2 separate regions of the Homo sapiens genome follow, and region 1 is linked to region 2. Evidence: read pairs that join two places in POLR2A ChIA-PET (ENCODE). Cell type or tissue: Caco-2. All regions are shown on one strand. Links, peaks and the distances in the headings refer to the core of each region. The heading gives the core; the rest is flanking DNA. Region 1 overlaps ANP32B (acidic nuclear phosphoprotein 32 family member B). Region 2 holds the start of MIR6854 (microRNA 6854).

What was found. Peaks named below come from ENCODE experiments on the same cell type or tissue, not always from the same donor. Only the 100,000 strongest peaks of a DNase experiment are listed, where the experiment ranks them.
Region 1: POLR2A ChIA-PET joins it to region 2 with 10 read pairs; 3 of 35 experiments call an interaction of 5 or more read pairs at or near these places.

Annotation. Positions count from the first base shown.
Region 1 is chr9:97,987,720-97,995,380 of GRCh38, forward strand. ANP32B (acidic nuclear phosphoprotein 32 family member B) reads left to right here. Exons shown (of 7, transcript NM_006401.3): 2 at 6,912-7,061. It overlaps LOC124902225 (a long non-coding RNA gene), which reads left to right. Exons shown (of 2, transcript XR_007061685.1): 2 at 1,247-3,975. LOC124902226 (a long non-coding RNA gene) reads right to left here and starts at 84. Exons shown (of 3, transcript XR_007061686.1): 1 at 1-84. In Caco-2, for the core only: no CTCF peak of the experiment used is centred there; no DNase peak of the experiment used is centred there.
Region 2 is chr9:98,226,079-98,233,739 of GRCh38, forward strand. It overlaps TBC1D2 (TBC1 domain family member 2), which reads right to left. Exons shown (of 13, transcript NM_001267571.2): 4 at 7,338-7,471; 5 at 2,874-3,070. It overlaps MIR6854 (microRNA 6854), which reads right to left and starts at 3,139; the gene lies at 3,071-3,139. In Caco-2, for the core only: no CTCF peak of the experiment used is centred there; DNase peaks (open chromatin) are centred at 2,014, 2,553 and 4,493.

The DNA of each region.
Region 1 (7,661 bases), core at 1,029-6,028, 240 kb before region 2:
ACTGTGACATTTCATATACCAAAATAAAAGTCTTTACGTAGTCCCAATTTACTGAGAAAAAATGTAGATTGTCTTTAACTTCCATCTTTTTTTGATCCGCACCCCCTCCCCAGCTTTTGACCTCTTTTGTTGTGTCTACTGTGATGTAATTTTGAGCTCAATTGGATATTCTAGTTGGTTGCATAGCAACTAATTGGGGTTTTTTTCCTTGTATAAGTAATACATCTTCGTTTAAGAAAAATTAGATATAGATAGGCCAAAAAATTGTAGGTATAGACAAGCAAAAAGAAGATAGACATCATACATGCCTAACGTACCATCTAGACACTTTAGTGTATTATAGTCTACCAGAATGTTTAAATTTTTTCTAAACTTGGTTCATGCAAATAATCCAAATGCTAGCTAGCTTGTTGCTTTTTTTTTTAGAAAAAAAATACAGTCAACATCTTTGTGTGTGTCCTTATTTTATAGACTCATTATTAATGTCTGCATAGATCATAATTTAAACATCCCTCTCAGGTTGTTCACAGGGATTTTGGCTGTTTTAAATACTGCTGAAATGAGCATCTTATAATGTGATTTTTTTTTCCATCTGCCAGATTGCTTTTCAGAATGGTTCCCGTCTTTAAATACCCACCAGTAGAATATTGGTGTTTCCTTCCTTAATGCCAGCAGTCGTGCTACCTAAACACATTGGAGAACCACTAATAGAGATCCGTTCCAGGCTGGGCACAGTGGCTCGTGCCTATAATCCTAGCACTTTGGGTGGCAGAGGAGGGTGGGTCACCTGAGGTCAGGGATTCAAGACCAGACCGGGCAACATGGCGAAACCCCGTCTCTACTAAAAATACAAAAATTAGCCAGGTGTGGTGGCAGGCACCTGTCATCCCAGTTATTCTGGAGGCTGAGGCAGGAGAATTGCTTGAACCCCGGGGACAGAGTTTGCAGTGAGCCAAGATAACACCACTTCACTCCAGCATAGGCAAAAGAGCGAGACTCCATCTCAAAAATAAAAATAAAATAATAAAAAGTTCTATTAATTTAGAAACATTATTTTAAAATAATGGGTAGAAGATTTGAATACTGGTTAACTCAGAAGAATGGAAATTGCAAGGATGGCAGGAATTACTTTCTATATTTTGGGATTATTTCACTTACCATAATAACCAGTATTGTTCTAATTAAAAGAATTGACAACTCAGAAAGATCTTTAATTCCTCCATACCCTTTCCTCCTTTTATGGCAGAGACAGCTGGTATAATTGGAGAGCATCGCCCCACCAGTTAGGTAAAGTTGATCTTTTTTCATAATAGCTAGGGGAGTGGCAAATGAGCAAATTGAAGAGAATGAAAGGAAAAAAAATGTTTCCATCTCCTGTGGCCCCCAGCTCCAATCCCCAGGGATATTCCCATGACCTAGACTCATCATAACTTAAAGAAGGACCTCATAGGCATTTTGCCATTTAGAACTTAAAATGTGTTTTGTTTTTCATAGAGGTAGTGTTATAAATCATTGTTATATCCTCCAGTCAGATCTGAAAAGGTATTTGGCTGCAATATAGTTCAAATTTTTCAATGAAAAAGTAGTAGGAAACTACTGTTTGCTGGTAACTGTAGAAAACAAATATGAGTTAAGTAGGAGGTAGTATGGATTTTTCATTTTTAAGTGTTTACCTTAAATTTGTGTTTGAGAAAAGGCAAGTTTAATTGGAGCATGAGGGAAGAAGAGGAGTGAATTTGGCCCCAAAAGTTAAACTGTCCATCTTCAAGCAGAAGGCCAGTTAACTCTTGGATCAAATAGATCCCTCAGATTTAAGCACAAATGAACAAGTGCCTGCCTAACTTTCTTCATTAGATAGCAGCTCTGGGAGGATTTGAGATATAAGAAGAAACTAGGGCCTTTTCTCCTTTGATTAGGACCTCTGGTTTATTCTGAATCTAGATTGGGAAGCTGTGGGATCATCTTGACCCCAGCTCCACTCACTGTCTCAACTACACTCTTCCAAAGCTGTTATCTCCTTTGCAAGGCAGTCTAGATCTCTATACCCAGGAAGGAATGAAAAGAGATGAGGCTTAGTTACCTCTGTGGAGATCCACTGAGAACCCCAGAGTTGATATAAAGATTGTTTTAAACTGAAGAGATTTGAGATTCAACAGATGCAGAGAGAAGCCTACTTGGAGTTTATCTGGCTAAAAGCAAATACATGTCACAAACGAGGGCTGACATAAATTCTCCCTTTGGAGTGAGTCTGTTCCCAGGAGAGAGGCCAAGAGTAAACCTCTGGTAGGGGTTGGAGGGGTAGTCTTTTGGCCCTAAGAAAAGAAAGACCACTCATACCTATGTAGACAGACATTGTAAACTTGATCTCTCATTTGTTCTGAAAATACCATTTGTGTTCCCTAAAGAAATCTGTTCTTCCCAAAAGGTTTTTCTCCTGCTGTCCTTTCCTCTTCTAAGTTAGGTATATAAGCCCTAAATTCTAACTACTCAGTTATCACTGAGTGTGAGTGCACCTGTGTATGTGTGTTGCACATGTAAATACACTTTTTCTGCACCTCAAATGCCACTTTTCTGCCATTGAAACAATATCCGAGCTCAGAATACCTTTCATCAAGGTCCTGTTAAGAACTTTCAACAACCTTGAAGTTGGCTGATGGAACATTTAGACCTGCTATCCTTGGGTACAGCCCTAAGTGGGGCCCTCCAGTGGTCTCTGCTTTATGCAGTAATTCCCATTCTCCTCTGTGCTTATTCCCCAGTGACTCATCTTCTCAGTATGCTTCTGGCGTTCTGTTCTTGGGGTGGCATGTTTCTTTACATTCTCAGCCTTTCTGGAAAAGTCAAGGGACTTGCCTTTTCTGCCTAGCCCAACAACTCTCTGCCCTATTTATCCCAGTATATCTTATTGCCTCTTACTGGTAGAGGCAATTAAAGGTCTCAGGTATTCATTTCCTGAACTTCTCATTCTCACTTAACAAACTCACCTACATCTGTGTCCATCCTAGCCATCTCTCTTGAAGGAGCTGTCCCTCCTCCAACAAGAGTAGAATGATACCTCATTTTTAATATGCACTTTTACTGCTTACAGTTGAACCTTTTTTTTTTTTTTTTTTTTTTTGAGACATAATCTTGCTCTGGTGCCCAGGCTGGAGTGCGGTGGCGCAATCTTGGCTCACTGCAACCCTCCGCCTCGCGGGTTCAAGCATTCTCCTGCCTCATCCTCCCGAGTAGCTGGGACTACAGGTGCACACCACCATGCCCGGCACATTTTTTTGTATTTTTAGTAGAGATGGGGTTTCGCCAGGTTGGCCAGGCTGGTCTCAAACTCCTGACCTCAGGTGATCTGCCCGCCTCAGCCTCCCAAAGTGGTTGGGATTATAGACGTGAGCCACCGTGCCCAGCCAAACTTTTTTTTTTTTTAACTGGGTCTCTGTGGCCCAAGCTGGAGCATAGTGGCATGATAATGGCTCACTGCAACCTGGACCTCCTGGGCTCAAGTGATCCTCCTGCATCAGCCTCTCAAGTAGCTCGGACCACAGGCATGCACCACCATGCCCAGATAATTATTTATTTTTTGTAGAGACAGGGTCTCCCTATGTTGCCCAGGTGACTCTTGGACTCCTGGGCTCAGGTGGTCCTCCCACTTCTGCCTCCCAAAATACTGGGATTGTAGGCACTAGCCACTGCACCTGGCCTTGAACAGTTTTTTTTAGTGTTGGCTATTTGTGTCTTTTAGAGCTTGTCTGTCCTTCGTTAGTGTTTCTGCTGGGGTATTTATTTTTTCCTCACTTAGGGTAAAAAAAATAGAAGATATCCTCAAGAACAAGATAAATGCAAATAGCCAGAATTTCCGTAATCGAGAGGTTACAAAAAGTAACAGTCAAATAAATCAGAAAATAATTTTGTGGCAGTTAAAATGAACTACTCATTTAAAAGAGAAGTTGACATTTTAAATAAAGAACTCTTAACTAATAACACACTCAGATGTTTGTATTCTTTCACTTAGCAATGGATTCTGAAAACACAGTCCTAAATACAGAAGACATTTTAAGTAAAGATATGGCATTATTTATAGTAGGGAAAATTGAGCACAAATGTTCAACACGAAGGATTGTAAAGTGATTTATAATATATCCACACACTGTGCTTTCTTAAAAAATACTCTGTGATCAGAAAGTTGGTCCCTTTTATGTCCAGGTTTTCATCTTAGTCCCCCACAATTGTGACACAAACCTCTGTACAATATTGCTGACAAACCTGTGACCGTTTTTTTCCTCATTCCGCAGTTATGTAGGCTCTTACACAGTGATATAGTGGTAACCAGAATATACATGATCCTGTCATCATGAAGCTTAGTCTAGCGGTGACTTTTTTTTTCTTTTTCTTTTTGAGATGGAGTCTCCTTTTTCACCGAGGCTGGGGTGCAGTGGCACATTCTCAGCTCACTGCAACTTCTGCCTCCCAGGTTCAAGCAATTCTCCTGCCTCAGCCTCCCAAGTTGCTGGGATTACAGGCACACGCCACCATGCCTGGCTTATTTTTGTATTTTTAGTAGAGATGGGGTTTCACTGTGTTGGCCAGGCTGTCTTGAACTCCTGACCTTAGATGATCCGCCCGCCTTGACCTCCCAGGAGTGTTGGGATTACAGGCATGAGCCACCACGCCCAGCCAGCAAAAACATTTTTTAACCTGCATTTGAGTCCTGTGATACTTTCTGATGACGCCTTGCAGTGGTTCAAGTGGAATTTTGCAAGTTGAAAGAAATGTCTTTAAGAGGTGATTTCACTCTGTGAGCTGAGAGGCAGTGTGGCTAACTCTTAATTCTTCTTCACTTCACTTTTGGCATATTGGTGTATTTTGTATAACGTTTTTGGATTATTTTGGATAAAATTATAGAAACTCTCCCAAGCTAAATGGGAACATTTTAATTGTATTGCAGTATACTGTTTACATTGGTGGGTGATGACAGTCGACCTTTTTAAAATTTTAATGGTTCGTTGGTTTTATGTTTAGTTGCTTTTTAATACAGAATAAATACATGGTTGTAAAAAACTTAGTACAGATATAAGTAAAGTAAACAGCAAAGGTCACTGACATTTCCCATTCCCTTTACCCAGAGGTTACTTTCTGGGCATTTATAATGTTCCAAGCCCTAGTCTCTACAACTTCATGAGGTAGGTACTATTATCTCCACTTTATGGGAAACTGAGGCACAGAGAAGTTAAGTGACTCGCACAAGGTCGCACAAGTTCTGAGTGGCAGAGGTGAACCAGGATTCAACCCCCGGCATATGTCTCCAGAGCCCAGCTTTTGTCAGAGTTGACCTATTAAGTTTTCAGATGTGCCCATTTCTTATCAGAAAAGGGAAGAATGGCAGAGATACCTAAAGAAAAGTGGAAGGAAGGAAGAAGTAAGTGGATGTAAAGAGTAAAAAGGATGCCTGGCTTCTGAAGAGGAAGTAGACAGGGTAGTGAGAAGCGGTTAGGCACTTACTATGTTGTGGGCATTGCTGACTTGAAATCTGTTTCCTTCTCTGTAAATGGGGGAAGGAGAGTGGTGGTAAAAAGAATAAATGATTAAGTACTCTATAATTGATAGCAATTACTAGAGTAGCATCATTGGATTTTGTATGAGAGGATGAGGACACTGTTAATAGCTCCTCTTCTCTTTTCAGACTGTCAGCATCTCCCTACTGTATACATGCTTGATTAATGCTATTAAATATGGTAGGTTCACTAAAAGAATGCCTTTGTTGGTGCAGTTAAAATGGTAATTTGCATCACTGTGAGTAGATCAAAGTGAGCTAAAAAGTTGCAAGTTTCAGGATGATCATAGAGCAAGAATGGCAATATGGATTATTGTGGTGGATCTGCATGTAGACTATTAAATAATCAATATTCAAAAGTTCAAATCATCAGATGTGATACTGTTTTTGAGATGGAGTCTCACTCTGTTGCCCAGGCTGGAGTGCAATGGCGAAATCTCGGCTAACTGCCACCTCCACCTCCCAGGTTCAAGCGACTCTCCAGCCTTAGCCTCCCAAGTAGCTGGGATTACAGGCACTCGCCATCTTGCCTGGCTAATTTTTGTATTTTTGTAGAGGGGGTTTCACCTTGTTGGCCAGACTGGTCTTGAACCCCAGACCTCAGGTGATCTGCCCACTTCAGCCTCCCAAAGTGCTGGGATTACAGGCGTCAGCCACTGCGCCCGGCCAGATGTGATACTCTTGGATGGACTTAAATTCTGAAAAAGAGACTGTGTAGCCTGAAAATGCAATTTAATTTATTATGTAGCAGTTCTCTGCTAGAAACATCTTTCTCAAGTGCAATCCAGATTGATCTTTGTTTTGAATTAAGGACTCTTGCATCCTGATTTTTTTTCCCAGTGTCAAGATAATCTTGGCAAAGATTACTAAAACCAGAGTTGGAAAGTGCGTTGGTGCAGAAACCTCTAGCCAGAATCTCTTAGTGGTCTTGATAGGAAACATAAAGCTTTCCTCTTTTCCAGGGGTCATCTTCTGGGCCTTAAGGTAGACCCAGCCTAAAGAGTGTCTTCATTCTGCATTTGCATTTAGATAAAAGCTGCCCTTTGGGGAACAGGCTGGAGAAAAGAAATAAGGGGAATACGCTTACTTCACTTATATCTTAAAAAGTATAGTTTCTGTTTCTGGAAAAACAAAGAGCGTAAGTGTTTATACCCATGGAATAATATTCCATCTTTGAACCTGTCAGTATATTGTTACTGAAGGCTTAATCAGTTTTTATCTTTTTATAACTATGATCTAGGTCTAAGTAAGAGGCTGCCTGTATATATGGGTGTTTTTGCAGGATATTTATGGTAGAAGTTTCTGCATTGTTGTTTGTTTTCAATGTGTTTTTGAGAGCTTATCCTTTTTTCTTTGTCATCCACAGGTTCGAGAACTTGTCTTGGACAATTGCAAATCAAATGATGGAAAAATTGAGGGCTTAACAGCTGAATTTGTGAACTTAGAGTTCCTCAGTTTAATAAATGTAGGCTTGATCTCAGTTTCAAATCTCCCCAAGCTGCCTAAATTGAAAAAGGTAAGTGCTTTTTCTTTAACAGTAAAAGAGAACGATCCTGGGAAGGGAAAATGTATGATTTTACCTGTAAGGAAGCACTTAGTGTAGCAGAAAGCACATGGCCTTTGGAACTGGGCAGATATGGGATTGAATTCTAGCCCTAGCATTTCCTTGATGGGCAAACTTCTGCAGGTTACTTAATCTCTCTAAGGCCCAATTTCCTCACCTGTAAACTGGTGGTATTACTTGACCTTGCAGAATTGCTGTGAAGTTTGGAAATAATGCATGTTGGGTGCTCAATAAGTAGTAGTTAGGAAGAATAATTACTGTGTTGAGTAATTTATTTGTTAATTGTTATAAAAACAATTCTCTATCCTTTCGGAAAAAGGGACCAAATGCAACATAAAAATGTTTTCTCTTGTCACTGCACATTTAACTGTCACAGAGTCCCAGAATGTCAGAACTGGAAGAAACTTTGCTCCTCTAACCCAACCCCTTATTTTATAGGCACAGCAATAGTCCCAGGAAAGTGTAGTAATTTGCCTAAAGCCACCCACAGAAGTGGTTAGTACTAGAGCCAAAACTAGAACCCGTATCTCCTAACCCCATACCCTTCCCATT
Region 2 (7,661 bases), core at 1,381-6,380:
CTAGCGGCATTCTGAGTGCCTGGGGGCACCACTGGGCACCCAGAAGTTGTGCTGGCTTTTTCTGTCTCACCTCTTTGGTTTCAGTATCTGGGCTACAGGTGAAACCCTAGAGTTACGGGGCTGCCATTCCTCCCTTCCTAATGTGGAATGAAGACCTAAGCTCCCTGATCACTGCTATGGCCCCACGGCACATTTCCTGAAGGCACTGATGGGCTCTCACTTCCCGCCTCGTCTCTGAGCCCCTCAGCAGGGCACCTCACTGCTTGTAGGGCAGGAAGAGATTGACATGGAGGGTAAGGAGGGCTGCAGTAATCGCCAGAACAACCAGAGCCTGCATCTGTTGGGCAGCTGCTGGGTGCCAGGTACTGGGCTTTATGAATCTGGGCACAGGTCTCTCCAGTAAACACGGCTGCAACTCCATTTACAGAAGAGGAAACTGAGGCTTAGATAGGTTAAGAAACTTGCTTAGGGCCAGAATTTGAGCCTGTGCTGTCTTATTTAAAGGCTGGTTCTTTGAATCACCCTGAAGACTGAAGTTCATTTGTGGAATGGGTTGGAGAGTAAACAAATCCACTCCTATTGCACAATAATTGGATAAACTAAATAAATCACAACTCATTCTCCTTTTGACCCTCTGTCCCAGGACACAAAGTCGAGGTTTGGTGGAAGGTTACCTGGTAGAAAAAAAATCCAGATTCTTCAATGCATCAACAACTTCCTCCTGACAATTTCCCTCTGAATATATGGGAGTTGTCAATAGCCTGGTCAACCCTTATTAATCTCCAAGAATCTTGCCTTTATTTATTGAAGAATGATGAGTCCTCCAGAGATGCAGAGCAATCAGGGGCAAACTTTCATGAAATCTAGGTTTCCTGGGGCCTTTCTACTTCATCTGACAATTTGTAATGTCTTAGAAAGAAAGGCTGTGTCAAGAGAGGCTGCCCGTATATTCAGGATTTCTTTTTCTTTCCAGGTTTGGGTTTCGGATTTAAGCTCTACTAGTCCAGGGATCAAGTAGCTGCTATGGCTCTGTTTCATGCCCTCTCAGCTCTCAGGAGCGTCCAGCAGCCTCAGAACTGGAGCACCATGATGACAGGAGGAAAAGACAGCTGGGCTGCTAAGCAGCAGCAGAGGGGACCTCACGTGTTATAACTACACATTTGGGTGTTGCTTTGTTTAATGTCTGTCTCTGCCATGAAATGCAAGCTGTAAGGGCAGAGCCTGTGTCTTTTGCTCATTGTTCTTTCCCAGCACCTGGAACACTGCATGCACATAACAGGCCCTTAATAAAAATTTGGTGAATAAACACATGAGTTAAGAACGTATGAATAAATGAGCCCCCTCCTTTGAGAACTCTAATGTCTAATCACCAGTTGCTTCACTAAATGTAACTCCTGGCCAGGCACGGTGGCTCACGCCTGTAATCCCAGCACTTTGGGAGGCTGAGGTGGGCAGATCACTTGAGGTCAGGAGTTCGAAACCAGCCTTGCCAACATGGTGAAACCTAGTCTCTAATAAAAATACTAAAAACAAAAACCAAAAAACAAAAAAAAATTAGCTGGGCATGGTGGCAGGTGCTTGTAATCCCAGCTACTTGGGAGGCTGAGGCAGGAGAATCGCTTGAACCCGGGAGGCAGAGGTTGCAGTGAGCCAAGACTGCACCACTGCACTCCAGCCTGGGTGACAGAATGAGACTCTGTCTCAAAAAAAAAAAAAAAAAAGTAACTTCTGACATGCCAGGAATGAAGCCTCTGCCGGTTCCCCTGAGATCTGCTGACAGTGGTCACTGCTTAGGGGCAGAAAAGGCAGACGAGGGGCCAAACTAGGTATAGGGAGAGCATTTTTTCTAGATTTCTTCCCACCAAAATAGGGCAGAAAAGAAAAGAAGAAATGTACAAGTTATAAGAAATATTCAGAAGGTAATAGGGCATAAGCCCCACCTCCCCAGCCTAAGTCCTCTGGAGTCAGGGCTGGAAAACAAAGCAGAAAGGGCCTCCGGGCAGCCAAAGTTCAAACACAAAAGCTTAGGCCTTCCTCTAGAGGAAAAGGAGTCTGGGCCCTCACTGGAGCCCGCCACTGCCACCACAGGTCCTACCAGGCCCCACCGTTGGGATTTATGTAACAACTGCCTAACTTAGTCGCTTTTATCACTCTAAAGAGGGGCTCCCGCCCGGAGCTGCAGCCCTCTCACATCTTTGCCCTGGGACCCTCACTACTTCATAAGGTAGCCCCTGGCTTTTAATACCATTTACTCTCTGGGATGTAGGATTTTGGAGTAGTTTTAATGTCTGTGTGTATGAGATCTGTTTTCTACAATTATTATATAGCTCTTGTAACTCTCGTAATTAACTTCTTACCATATTAAGCCCAAATATTCCTTTCACTGTTTCTGTGTTGGTCCTGGCTTAGCCCTGGGCCACACACATGCTGCTTGTTTGCTTTCTCCTGTGACAGTCTTGTGACGGTCATTCAGATATCTGTGCCCAGATATCGGCTGCCAGGTCAAAGTTCCCCCCAGTTCTATCGACAGCCCCTCCCATGACCCTGCATCCAGATCACCTGCCTCTAAATAATGTCATTTTCTGGGTAGGGGGTGAGACCATGCATGGCCCTCCAGGAGGGGTCCAAGAGACAGTTATTAGAGTAGATCTCCAGAGATACCTGCCCTTGGTGCCCTTTTGTGACTTACTTTGAGTGACATCAGGTTCTTGAGTAATCAACAGCATATTTCAACATTCTGCAGTTTGGCCTTTAAAGACCAGAGAGTAGCTGGTGCCCAGCACGGCTAATGCGTCCCATCTAGCTTATCCGAAAGGCTCCAGGAACTGGAGGGGTCCACTGGAACCTGGGGCCTCCCTGGGACCAGACCTCACCTTCTGAGACTTTAACTCCTTGGTGAGCATCAGAACCTGTTGCTCCAAGGCTGCCACTTTCTCCTGGGCAGTTCGGTTCCGTGTGATTCCTTCAGAAAAGAATGGGAAGGTGTTGTTCTGGCGCTTGGCTTTCTGAGCGAAACTGATGGTCAGAGAAGGCTTGGGTGCAGGCTTTGGAGAATCCTCTGGCTCTCTCCCTGCTCAAGAGGAGAAACGCAGAAGTTATGACTGATGACATCAGCAGTTCTCAAACCTGAGCTTGCTTTAGAAGCACCTGGAGGGCTTGTTAAAATGCGGATGGTTGGGCCCTAATTTCGGAGCTCTGGATTTAATAGGTCTGGGGCAGGGCTTGAGAATATGCACTTCTAAAAAGTTCCTAGGTGATGCTGACACAGCTTGTCCAGGGGTTAGACTGTGAGAACCACTGGCCTACATAAACGTTATTGCACTGTGCTGGCCCATCTGCTAAACTGTGCCTGTCTCCTTCCTTCAGATCCCACCCAGCCTGCATTGGTCTATCTCATGCCACCCTGCTGGTGTTTGCCAAGTGGCTTTCTCCTCAGGCACAAGCCCTGGCAGGATGTTCTGTTCCTTATTTCAGGATCCCACCTCTATGTACTAGGAGATTTTCAAAGCACACAGATCTGTCTGATGATAGGAACACAAAATGAATGTCTGTACTCTGCATTCTTGCTCCAGAGAGCAGCTCAAGCATTTAACTTGATTCTTCTTATTCCAAGCTAAGTTAAGAGATATATTTCCCCCACAGTTGATTGTCTCAAGGATGCATAGTCCTTTTATCTCCTGGGTTACAACCTATGGTTCACAGGCCAAATCCAGCCCACAGCCTGCTTTTACAAATAAAGCTTTATTAGAACACGGCCATGCCCATTTGTTTATGTGCTGTCTATTGCTGCTTTTACTCCTCAAAGGCAGAACTGAGTGCTTAAAACAGAAACCCTATGGCCCACAAAGCCTCGAATCGTTACTATCTTGCTCTTTACAAAAAATGTTTGCCACCCACTGTTTTTAAGTCATCAAAATTTTATTCTTAAATCAAACCAAACATCAGAGAATCATTCCCTTGTGTTGCCTTGTCCTGCCCTGACCCAGCTGTGCTTCTGGTCTCTGCCATCAGCCTGCATCAAGGGACATTTAAGGGCCTGACTATGTAGCCAAGGGCCCTTGAGAAGCTTGTTCACATGGGATATATACATCATGCCTATTATGAGTCCCCAGCAGAAGAAATTCCCTTCAGCCCTAGGAACTTCCAAGAAAAGCTTTGCTTCTTATAAGAAAATATGTTTTTAGTCTTATGGACACTGGAAATAATCTAGCTGCTTGCATTTCCCTCTTTGCCTTGGCTGCTGAGCTTACAGCCACATTTACTGCCTACTCTCAGATATTTTGTAGGATCGTAAATTGATCTTATCTAAATCTCCTAACCAAATTACTCATTTGCAGGAGTATGCATTTTAGTAAACTATTACCTATTTCTTGGGACTAAAGTGTTAAAGGTGTTGAAAATAAGAATGTGGTATGGCATCCCAGGATAGGGGACACGCAGGGCTTTGGGGATAGGCCAAATGACTTAGCATGAGACCAGGCCAAGGGCTGGCCAAACAGTCTTGAACAAATAAAGAGTTACTCCAGTAGGTGACAGGAACCAGACACTGAGTGCAAAAACAGTACCTTGCTCGGCCGGGCGTGGTGGCTCACGCCTGTAATCCTAGGACTTTGGGAGGCTGAGGCGGGTAGATCACTTGAAGTCAGGAGTTCGAGACCACCCGGCCAACATGGTGAAACCCCGTTTCTACTAAAAATACAAAAATTAGCCAGAAATCACTTGAACCCGGGAGGCAGAGGTTGTAGTGAGCCGAGATCATGCCAGTGCGCTTTAGCCTGGGCAACAGAGCGAGACTCTGACTCAAAACAAACGAACAAAACAACAGTGCCTTGCTGAGTGCAAAACCAGAACAGTCTTGTTCCAGATCGAAGAGAAATCAGGTTACACTGGGTACAAGGCAGCCTGCAGAGCTCAGAAATATGTACTACCTCTTTCTCCTTCCTGTAATGGGGTATAGGGGAGCAGGGAAGCTCCTTGTAGCACTGCTGCCCTCTGATACATGACTGTGCACCAACTCTGAGGACAGGCAGGGCAGGCCTCACAGTGCCCAGTTTATAATTAGAGAAAATAAGGCCTAAGACAGTGGTGTTCAATCAGTGCCCTGGATTTCATAGGAGTGCCTCAAGGGCTGACTGGGAGAGGAAGGTGGAGTAAGAGGAGCAGAGGAGGAGTCCAGACTCCAACTCCAGCCTCAACTCTGCTTTTTTTTTTTTTTTTTTTTTTTTTAATTTGTAGCTCATTTAGAGTCTCAAAAAGAATTTAGGTGTTTTTTATTAGTGTTCAAGAAACTCATTTGTACATATTAGAAAAGATTTATTGACATAAAAATAATCTTTTCCTCCATTTAAAAATCTGATTACAACCACTGTTTAACACAGTGTAAACACCGTTTAACACAGTTTAACACAGTGTTGAGATATTCAACACTTTATTAGAAAATAGGTTTTGTGTTAGATGATTTTGCCCAAATGTATGTGTTCCAAGCATGGTTAAGATAGACTGGGCAAAACTATACTGTTCAATAGGTTAAGTATATTAAATGCATTTTCAACTTATGATATTTTCAACTTATGGTGGATTTATCTGCTTTATATATTAGATTTTGTTCTGTCACTCACTCTGTGGCCGTGAGCAAGTCACTCCACCCTTCCATGCCTCAGTTTCCTTATTAATCTAATGAGGATAACAACAATATATACAATATATACAGTTCCAGTTGCTGTAAGAATTAAATAGGTCAAGGTAGGTAAAGTGCTTGGTACACACAGATGAAACTTGAAAAGATTCTACTAAGTCAAAGAAGCCAGTCACAGCATGGTATATTCCTTGGTATATTCCACTCACAGCAGATGTCGAGAACAGGCACAGCCATAGAGAAAGAAAGATGAGTGGCCACCTAGGGTTATGGGGCAGTGGGGATTAAGGTTGATGACTAAGGGTGCAGGTTTCTTTTTGGGGTAATAAAAATGTTCTAAAATTGATTATAGTGACGGCTGCATAATTCTGAGGATATACAGAAAGCCACTGAATTACACATTTTAAATGGGTGAATTGTATAGTACATGAATATATCTTAATAAAGTTGTTGCCAAAAAAAATGCTTACTGCCGCACTGGCATGAAGTAACTGCTAGTGTTATGATGATGGTGACTCATCCGATATAGCACTGGCCTTCTCTTGGACTGCTTGTTGTGCTCTCTAGGGCTCTGCCAGGCACTGACTGCTCCAAAGGGTGCTTTTTCTTTTCTTCTTTCTCTTTTTCTGTTTTTTTTTTTGACAGTGTCTCACTCTGTCACCCATGCATGATCACGGCTCACTGCAGCCTCGACCTCCCTGGCTCAAGTGATCCTCCCAGCTGAGCATCCCAAGTAGCTGGGACTACAGGCTTGCACCATGATCAGCTAATTTTTTTATTTTTTTGTAAAGACAGGGTCTCCCTGTGTTGCCCAGGCTTGTCTTGAACTCCTGGGCTCAAGCAATCCTCCAGCCTTGGCCTCCCAAAGTGCTGGGATTACAAGCGTGAGCCACCATGCCCAGCCTCTTCTTAATTTTTTACTCTGAAAAAATTATAGACTCACAGGAAGTTGCAAAGATAGTGCAGACATGTCCCAAGTACTCTTCACCAAGCTTCCCCTGATGGTGACATCTTACATAGCTATAGTACACTATCAACTCTAGGAAACTGGTGTTGGTACAATATGTGTGTATAGGTCTATGCCATTTTATCACATGTGTACATTTGTTTTTGGTTTTGTTTGAGACGGAGTCTCACTCTGTCACCCAGGCTGGAGTGCTGTGGTGCAATCTCGACTCACTACAACCTCTGCCTCCCAGGTTCAAGTGGTTCTCCTGCCTCAGCCTCCTGAGTAGCTGGAATTGTAGGCACTGGCCACCATGCCCAGCTAACTTTTGTATTTTTAGTAGCGTGGTGGTATTAACAGGTGGGGCCCTTGGGAGGTGATCAGATTTAATGTCATGAGGGTGGAGCCCCTGATAAGATCAGTACCCTTAGAATAAGCAGCAGAGACCAGAGCTCTTTCGGCCACGTGAACACACAGTGAGAAGGTGGCCATCTATCTGCAAGCCAGGAAGGGAGCCCTCACCACACATTGAATCTGCCGGCACCTTGATCTTGGACCTCCCAGCTTCCACACAACTGTGAGAAATAAGTATCTGTTATTTAAGCCACGCAGTCTATGGTGTTTCAGTAAGTAGCCCAAGCCAACTAAGACACACACAAAAGCACAAATGCTGGTTCGCTGGAAGGAAAGAAGGCACTTGTGCCAGCCGTGAGGAGCTGGTCCCTGAAGGCAGCTCAGCCCTGGACAGAGGCTCACCTGGGGTGCTGGCGTCAGAGGCCAAGGGCTGCTCCTCCCTCTGAGGCTCCCCACTCTGTGGAGAATCTTCCCCTGGAGGTTCATGGCCTGTTCCCTGGGCCTGCTTGTTGCCACGGATGTTGTGCATTGTGTTCCTGAAAGGAGACAAGAACAGAGGAGCATGAGGCTGAACCCTGCCTTTCTGCCCTTCTGTCCTTCCCGCCACCACTGCTGGAGCTCAGGTCTCATCCCCACACCCTGTCATCCTGACTGGTCTCCCAGACTCCAGGCACCCTACATGATGCCTCCCCATGCATGGCACTCCCAATCTCCTTTACCTATCTC